Regions from separate parts of the Homo sapiens genome. Here region 1 is linked to region 2. Evidence: chromatin contacts called from ENCODE Hi-C or POLR2A ChIA-PET data. All regions are on one chromosome and are shown on one strand. The core of a region is the stretch at or near the end of the contact, and the rest is flanking DNA. Distances in the headings are between cores, read along the strand shown.

Region 1 (4,317 bases), core at 743-3,242, 460 kb before region 2:
ACCCAGTGGGAAAGCTCTTCCCTTTTCCATTCTCTTCCACACCACCTGATTGTATCAAGGAGAGTCTCAGCTTGGTGTGGGCCTGTCCAGCACCTGCTAATCTTCTCATTTAACAGACAGATCCAGGCCTGCAGCACAGAGCCCTGGGCGGGTAGTGATGTCTAGCTAGAGCTTAATCACATCGCTTTGCTTTTATTGTGTTTATTTTTAGTTACATTCTCCTTATCAAGAGATACTAACTTTCCATTTACATCAGTGCTGTAAAGTTGACTTTTAAAAATTATTGAAGTAAAAAATGTGAGTCGACTTAAGGGAAAATATTAACGAAATAGTGGAACAGTGGCATGTGCTCCGGTAAGCACCATGCTCACTAGAATGGCTAATGTTCGGGAAGCAGTGCTGGGCAGGATAGGGTTCTGCAGGAGGCAGTGAGAAAGTCTGGGGCTTTTTCCTCTTCTCCATAATCTAACAAGGCACATGACCACAGGCAAGCCACTTCACCTCTCTGAAATCTGTTTGTCTCATCTGTAGAGTGGAGACAATAATCTCGGCCCAGAACTCCCGTCTCACCTTGAAGTTGTGGTTACGGAGCAGAAAGATGAATGTGAAAGTGCCTTGTAAACAATAATTATTATGCGTAATTTAATGGTCATTTCTGTACTTGTCTAGCTTCTATTTCTCTCTCCTCTTTCCCTTTTTCCTCCTTTCTATTCCTCCTCCCTTCTCCCCCTCTTCTTCCTCCTCCTCTTTTCTCCTCCCCCTTCTCACTCCTCTCCTTCCTCCTCCTCCTTCCCCCTCCTCCTTCTTCCTCCTCCTGCTCTTCCTCCTTCTTCATCTTCCTCCTACTGTTTCCTCCTCCTCCTTCCTCCTCCTGCTCTTCCTCCTTCTTCATCTTCCTCCTACTGTTTCCTCCTCCTCCTTCCTCCTCCTGCTCTTCCTCCTACTTCGTCTTCCTCCTACTCTTTCCTCCTCCTCCTTCCTCCTCCTGCTCTTCCTCCTACTTCGTCTTCCTCCTACTCTTTCCTCCTCCTCCTTCCTCCTCCTGCTCTTCCTCCTTCTTCATCTTCCTCCTACTGTTTCCTCCTCCTCCTTCCTCCTCCTGCTCTTCCTCCTACTTCGTCTTCCTCCTACTCTTTCCTCCTCCTCCTTCCTCCTCCTGCTCTTCCTCCTACTTCGTCTTCCTCCTCCTCTTTCCTCCTACTCTTTCCTCCTTCAGCCCCCCATATCCCTCTCCTCCTCTTATTCCTTCTCCCTCTTCCTTCTTCTCTTCTTTCCTCCTGCTCCTCACTCCTCTTTCTTCTCCTCCTCCCTCCTCCTCCTTCCTTTCCTTCTCCTTTTTCCTCCCTCCTTCTCCTTCTCCCTCCTCCTCCTCCTCCCTCCTCCAATATACAGTCTTTCTGCTTTCTTCTTGATTCCCCATTTACTCATCTTTCTGGAGCTATGAAAGGATATCATGCAGGCAGTTGGGTAGTGAGATGGTTTGGATATTTGTCCCCACTCAAATCTCATCCCCACCCAACAATGGGGATTGCAATTCAACATGAGATGGGGCCTAGTTGGAGGTGTTTGGGTCTTGCGGGGTGGATCCATCATGGCTTAGTGCTGGTGAGTGAGCTCTTGTGAGATCTGGTTAAATGTGTGGCACCTCCCCTCCCCTCCTGCTCCCACTCCCACCATGTGACACGCCTCCTCCTGCTTCACCTTCTGCCTTGATTGGAAGCTTCCAGAGGCCTCCCCAGAAACCCAGCAGAGGCCAGTGCCACACTTACTGTACAGCCTACAGAACTGTGAGCCAGTTAAACCTCTTCTTTATAAATTACTCAGCCTCAGGTATTTGTTTATAGTAATGCAAGAATGGCCTAACACAGGTAGAAACTAAAACGAAAGCCATGAGTCCTTGCTGGAGGTACTAGAAATAATTTGGGCTGGCTGCTCAGGGACACCTCCCGCAGCCTTTCTGTATCAGACTCCACCCCCAGGCCACAGCAATTGGCCCTGTGTCAGGCACATGGCTCATATTGGGCCAATCAGAGTCCAGCTCCAGCTATTTCCCACTGGCGCAGGTGGGTGACCCCACTCTTCCCCAGGAGGGGGCCTGGGGGCTGTGATTGAGGTACCGGGGAGTGGGGGCCGATGGAGCTGACTGAGAGGCCCCCGTAAGAAGGCTTTTCCCTTTTCCATTCTCTCCAGTGGCGTCTGACTATAGACGCAGGGGCTCAGTTTGGTAGTTCCTTTTTTGTTTCTTGGAGAGGAAAAACAGAGGGGAGAGAGGGAGAGAGAGAGAACAACATTTGAGTCTCCAAGGCCCACTCCGCTCCTGCTATTTGATTAAAGAACTTGATACATTCTTTAACCCCGATATTTGATTAAAGAAGTTGATAAATTCTGAAGCTGGCTCGCTTAAGCCAGTTTCTGTTTCATTTTTGTCACCGTCAATCCAGAGTCCTGACTAAATACATCTGTTAACGTTACACTTCAAAGTACATATTGAACAATTCATTTGGTGGCTAGAAAATAGGGCGTCTGTGGACAGACGTTGGGTGGGTCTGGCTGCTTTGCGCTGGCCTCCTGAAGTGCTCTGGAGAGAGGAGCTGCATTCTTGTTCAGGTATTTGACTTTTAAATGTCTTCAGCATCGTTGCCAGCAGCTGGTTCCTGCGATAGCCTGTTCGGGCTCGTACGTTTTCATCACCTCACTACGTGTTTTCATGTTTGTGCCATTTCTTTCTCACAGTGTCCCTTTGATATGGTCAAGAACGATGGATGGATTGATTAATTAATTTGACCAAGCAACATTTGTGGATCACCTGCCAAAAGTTGGGGAACCTTGGGGGATAAGGATGTAAGACAGAATTTCTGTAGCCAAGTAGGGAGGTTAAGGAATATGGCCCTAACACTCAAGTATTAGGTTGATGCAAACCTAATTGCGGTTTTTGCCATTACTGCATTTACGTTTGCACCAAAATGATATCGTTATCCATTTAATAAAAAAAAAAAACTGAGGCAATGAGCAAGTTTAAGGGACTCGCCTGGGAAGTCTTGGAGCTTTAAAATGGAACCAGGAGTAGGGTCATATCATATCTCTTTATTATTTTTTTTGAGACGGAGTCTCGCTCTGTCGCACAGGCTGGAGTGCAGTGGTGCGATCTCCGCTCACTGCAAGCTCCGCCTCCCGGGTTCACGCCATTCTCCTGCCTCAGCCTCCCACGTAGCTGGGACCACAGGCGCCCGCCACCACGCCCGGCTAATTTTTTGTATTTTGTTTAGTAGAGACGGGGTTTCGCCGTGTTAGCCAGGATGGTCTCGATCTCCTGACCTTGTGATCTGCCCGCCTCGGCCTCTCAAAGTGATGGGATTACAGGCGTGAGCCACCACGCCCAGCCAGGCCATATCTCTTAACCTCCCTACTGGAGTCTTTCCACTTCAGCCTGCTTGCCATTTTGCAGTGTTTGAAAGATACCCACTCTTAGATATTTCTCTTGATCTAAAGTAGGGTGTCTGTGTCAGACCCCACCCCTGGGCCACAGCGATTGGCCCTGCGTCAGGCACATGACTCATTTGGAGCCAATCAGAGTCAAGCTCTGGCCTGTTCCCACTGGTGCAGGTGGGTGACCCTGCTTGACTATGCCAATTTAGGCAGATCTGTGGATGTCTCTGGGCCCTGCACTCCTAACTGTGAAACAAAGCATTGGATACATAGGACTCATGACTTGCAGCCTATGAGTGTGAGCACTCAAGCCTTGGCAGTTTTATTTGGTTCAACAATATTTTTAAATACACTGTATCTAGGCAGATCTTATACTTGGTAGCCATTTGAGCCACTTAGCATCTATTGCCTTATGCTTGGCCTACTTCAGTCATTTTTGTTATCTTCCTGGCCCTTACAGACTTATGAGTTTGCAACCCCTGGACCACTAGGTAGTCTCTGGCATATGTTCTATTCTTGACCTTGCTAGTATTAAATCTTAGTTTTTTTTTTTTAATATAGGTACAACATATACAACATTTCGCATTAGTATTAGTATTAGTATTAGTATTAGTATTGGTACACCTTTATGATCACTGCTCAGGTCATGGAATGGAATATATTCATTCCCCGAAAGTTCCCTTGTGTCCTTTTTCCAGTTGATATCTGCCCCCGCCCCAACCTAGAGGAAGCCTTTTTTTTTGACTTGTAGCACCATGGATTGTTTTTCTCTATTCCTGATTGTCAGAGAATAAATGGAATCATAACAAGTGTGCCCCTTTGTATCTGTCTTCTGTCCCTCAACGTTATGATTGTGAAGTTCATCCATGTGGCATATCTAGCAGTGGTTTT
Region 2 (4,282 bases), core at 839-3,338:
CAGTGATAGGTGCAGATGGACGCACTTGCTGGCAATGCAAACCTCTGAGGTGTTTCTGTAAACCCACATGCAAAGACCGTGCCTGATCCACTTTCTACCCTTACACACACACACACACACACACAAGTCAGACGGAGCAATAATCTCTGCATCAGCTGAAGTCTTGTCAGCTTAGTTGTCAAATTAAAACATAAAAATATTTTAGGCTGAAATTGGTCAAACAGGCATGTTGAGTTCAGTTTTTAAATCTTGCCCCAAATCAGTTTACTCTGACATATGAAGTCTAAATATGCCTTTCCTTCCTTGCTAGTTTCTGAAGCCTGAAATATTTTCAACTAAATGAGAAAATCTTTGCTGTTGAATGGCCTATTAGAGCTGTCACAAATGTGATTTCTGGAAATAAACAAGATTATAAGAAGGCTGGCTGGCGCAGAAACGTAAGTCAACACTAATAGGTGGTGTAATTAAATTATCCCTTAAGCCAAGATGCCAAATGACACAATTTTTTGGTGTTAATTCTAGTATGATCACCTCCGTGCAACTGTACAAATCTGAATGACTCTCTCACCAGAGGCACTAATTCTATTTTCTTCAGTTCATACCTATCGAATAGCTCTCTCTGTTCTGCTAAGGAAGCAAAGTAAAGTACTTGGGACATAGAAGTTCATATTTTCTCCATATCATTTTACAAAGGTTCACTGATGCAAACGTGGTTCAATAAACAATGTTTATTTTTTATGGGTTAGTATCTTGCTCAAGAAAATTAGAACTAAGTTTCAGGAAGATTTATTTACATTTTGACTATTGTTCACTGGCCACTGCCACTCAATACTTAAATGACTTTCTCCCCAAAGGGCAAAATCTTTAAAGCAGAACAGAATTTATTTAAACAGCTGGTTTTTTGCACAATCATTTTATTAATACATAGGCTCGAGTTATGAATAGTGAGTGACTTGCACAATTTTTAAATTCATACAACTATAAAACTAACATGTCATTCAATTAAATTTTTAAAGAACTGTACAAGATTAATTACTACCAGGCTCGATGAAGTCATTGTCCTAAGCTACATTTACATATTTCTAAGTCTTTAAGTAGTATTTCAAACTGGAGGCAAATGAATACTGCTTCATTTTTTTTTTCCAGAATAAAGGATAACATCATTCTTAGGAAAAGGAATAAATCTTTTTGTTGCTGTTGTTGAATGCCAGTTTGTTTACAATACTTGTCAACATGCACACTACTTCTTTTTAAATTAAAAAAAGATATCGCAAATCATTACTTAAAACATAGTAAGAAATCACGTCATCCCATGAAGAGTCTAAACATTGAAATTATTCAAAATTGTTTTAAAATTATTTTAATTTTAATATCAAATATGTTGAAGAGTGATAAGCACCATCCTTAGTTGAGATTCTCTGTAGCAAGAGATGGGGATAGAAAAATGTTTGTTTTTAAAATAAACTAGAAACTTTTCTGAGTGGGGAAGAGGAGAAGATTACCCTGGAATCACTCAAGGGAGGTGGAGGTTTAACGCGTCTAAGAAGCTGGTTTACCATTTTAGCAGGTGCTGATGTAGTGAAATACAATGTCCAGGGTGCGTATTCACGCCACCACTGCATGAAAAGGAAAACGCTTTTTGAGAAGGCGAGACTACCATTATCTATACCTGCCTGGTTTCATTTGACCATTTTTACGCACATAACATTTCATATAACATAAAATGTACGTTCTTCATGATTACTCTAGGAGAAAGGTGAGGATCTTTTATTTTTTTAAATATGGGCAACTGATAAAATATTGAAATAGCTACTACGTTATTCCATTTTTATCTCAAACATTTCCAGGAAGTATTTCTTTAAACTCTAGCTGGGCACTATCTCAGACTGTTTGAGGAGGGTGAGCTATTTGTTAATTAACATTTGGCTTAAATACTATAAATGCTCTTTGATAGATTAGCACATTTCAGGAGAGGCCTCAAAAAGTTTTTCTTCTTGGGTTTAGAGCCCGATGGATACACCCTGGGAGAGGCGACGGGGTGGCCCCTGTGACTTCGGGCTGCGACGCGGTGTCGTCCCCACCCCCACCCCCCTCACTCTAGAAGTCACAGCGCCATCTACTGGACAGCGGACAAACCTCCCCACCCAGGGACGGGCTTCTCTGTTTAAGGCCATCCAAACTAGAAAGCTTAAAAATGCGTTTAAGAGGTAGAATACCATAGTTTACGGAACAGAAGAACAAGAACAAAACTCTCTAATCAAAATCACAGGGACCTGGAAATATTGGTCTATAGCAATTTGGTTTTTGGGGGTTTTGTTGTTGTTGTTGTTGTTTCGGGGGCGGGGAGGGAGTTGGTTTTGGTTTTTTGGTTGGTTTTTGTTTTTGTTTTTGTTTTGAGACGGTCTCACTCTGTCATTCAGGCTGGAGTGCAGTAGTGCGATCTCCACTCAATGCAGTCTGGACCTTCTGGGCTCAAGCGACCCTCCTGCCTCAGCCTCCCGAGCAGCTGGGAACACAGGCGCACACCACCACGCCCGGCTAATTTTTAAATTTTTTGTAGAGACAGGGCATTGCTATGTTTCCCAGGCTGGTCTCAAACTCCTGAGCTCAAGCGATCCTCCCGCCTCGGCCTCTCAAAGTGCTGGGATTACAGGCAGGAGCCACCACGCCTGGCCTATAGCAATTTTGAAAACTGGCTCAAGCCCATTCCTCTATCCCCTGACATAACCCCCCAAAGAGAAGACTTTTTAAAAAGGTAAGAAAACTGTTTTTTTTTCATTTTTAAGAGTTTTATATTAGCTATAAATTTCTGGAGTAAAGATTTGGTTCCACCTAGTCAGCTCCCACATTTTTCTCCCCATCATCCTTGGGGCTAAGGTGTAGGAGAGCTGGGTAGAGACACACACACTCACACACACGCGCACACACACGCACACACAGACACACACGTGCGCACACACACGCACCCAGACACACGCGCGCGCACATACACGCACACACATGCACCCAGACACGCACACACGCGCACACAGACACGCACACGCATGCACACACACAAAAACACTCCTTGTGATGGAGCTCTTTAATCCTCCTGGACCCTGAACGCTTTGGTGAACACAAGCGTACAAAACTAGGATAACCCAAATATTATTCTGAATTCTTTTTTTCAGTCGTTTAAGCAAAACAACTTTCATTTTTAAAGTTTATGTGATTTTTCCTTATAAATATCATCACATTCCACGATACATCTGTCCGATGTCGATTTCTGGACTTTCTTACGCAAATAACCATCCTGCCTTCCTCCTCCTTTTCCCTCCTAACTGATCATTAGATTTGCCTTGAAATTCCAGTATTAATTGCTTTATCTTGGAAATGAAAGGCAGGGTATTCTTTTCACAGAGAACTCTATAGTTTCATAATTTCCTACACTACTTGGACTAGTTTCGTGGAAAGGAAAGGAGTCAACTGTGGCCTAGCACATTAACATATGTTTTCTTTGCAGTCCTCTCAATAATTTGACAAGACGTGCAGAAGATTTTAAAAAGGCAACTTATATTAACAAATAAAAATTACAATTAAATTTACTGAGTATTACAATTCACCCATTTTAAGAGAGAAATTTTTTTAACTGAATCTGATTTTTCTTTATTACACATCATTAAAAAAAATGTGTCCTAGGACCCTAAAATCAGGCTTGCTATTGTGTTACAGGCACACTTTACTTCATTTCGGGTGTGTGTGCATGTGTGTACCAAAGTATTTAAATTTTGTAAGTTAATTTCTCACTCAATAGAGTTGGAAAGATCTGGACATTATAAAGGCAAACTCATTTTCTGCTGGAATGAAATGAGAAAACGAAAATTTTAAAAATTCATTTTATTAGGTAAATTTAGTAGGGACTCACTGGGAGCCTCTGAAATACACCAGCCCGCTTCTGCTTACTTTCTCCGTCTTTCAGAGTCTTAAAATGAAAATCAAAGTCACTCCCCCTCCCCTTCTTATCCGATGTTTGCATAGAAATTGTAGAGTTTCTTTTCCTAAAAGTGGAGAATGGTGCTGAGAGCCGAGGGGGTGAGTTCAGACAAGAAGCCCTGGAGAAAGGGAACTCCGCGCTGAAGGCAGGGAAGGCGGCGAGATGGAGGAAGGGGTCAGAGGCGCCGGGGAAGACCGGGGGGCACTCACAGTTCCCGAGTCCGCTTCTGTCTCCTGGTCCTGATTCCAAAAGGAAATGTGACTCTTTTGTGCAGAACCAGAAATGAACATCCAGGAAGTCGGCAAAATC

What was found. A loop is a pair of places that touch in the nucleus more often than their neighbours do. ChIA-PET counts read pairs that join two places held with the same protein, here RNA polymerase II (POLR2A). Pooled maps may share reads with other maps.
Region 1: a loop to region 2 is called in a map with no recorded cell type, with 6 times the contacts of the local background. The contact joins two enhancer-like sites. A Hi-C loop is called at or near these places in 1 of 37 single-sample maps with no recorded cell type and 2 of 50 pooled maps. POLR2A ChIA-PET finds 5 or more read pairs at or near these places in 1 of 52 experiments (common myeloid progenitor, CD34-positive).

What each region holds. Positions count from the first base shown.
Region 1 is chr16:86,602,584-86,606,900 of GRCh38, forward strand. No RefSeq gene overlaps it. Among named protein-coding and RNA genes, the nearest start is that of FOXL1, 26 kb to the left of the region's middle. Within about 2 kb of position 1,993, at least 4 of the 41 ENCODE cell types and tissues checked have a DNase peak (open chromatin) inside an H3K27ac peak, as active enhancers do.
Region 2 is chr16:87,060,748-87,065,029 of GRCh38, forward strand. It overlaps LINC02181 (long intergenic non-protein coding RNA 2181), which reads left to right. Exons shown (of 3, transcript NR_126008.1): 2 at 311-437; 3 at 2,005-3,244. Among named protein-coding and RNA genes, the nearest start is that of LINC02181, 5.1 kb to the left of the region's middle. Within about 2 kb of position 2,089, at least 4 of the 41 ENCODE cell types and tissues checked have a DNase peak (open chromatin) inside an H3K27ac peak, as active enhancers do.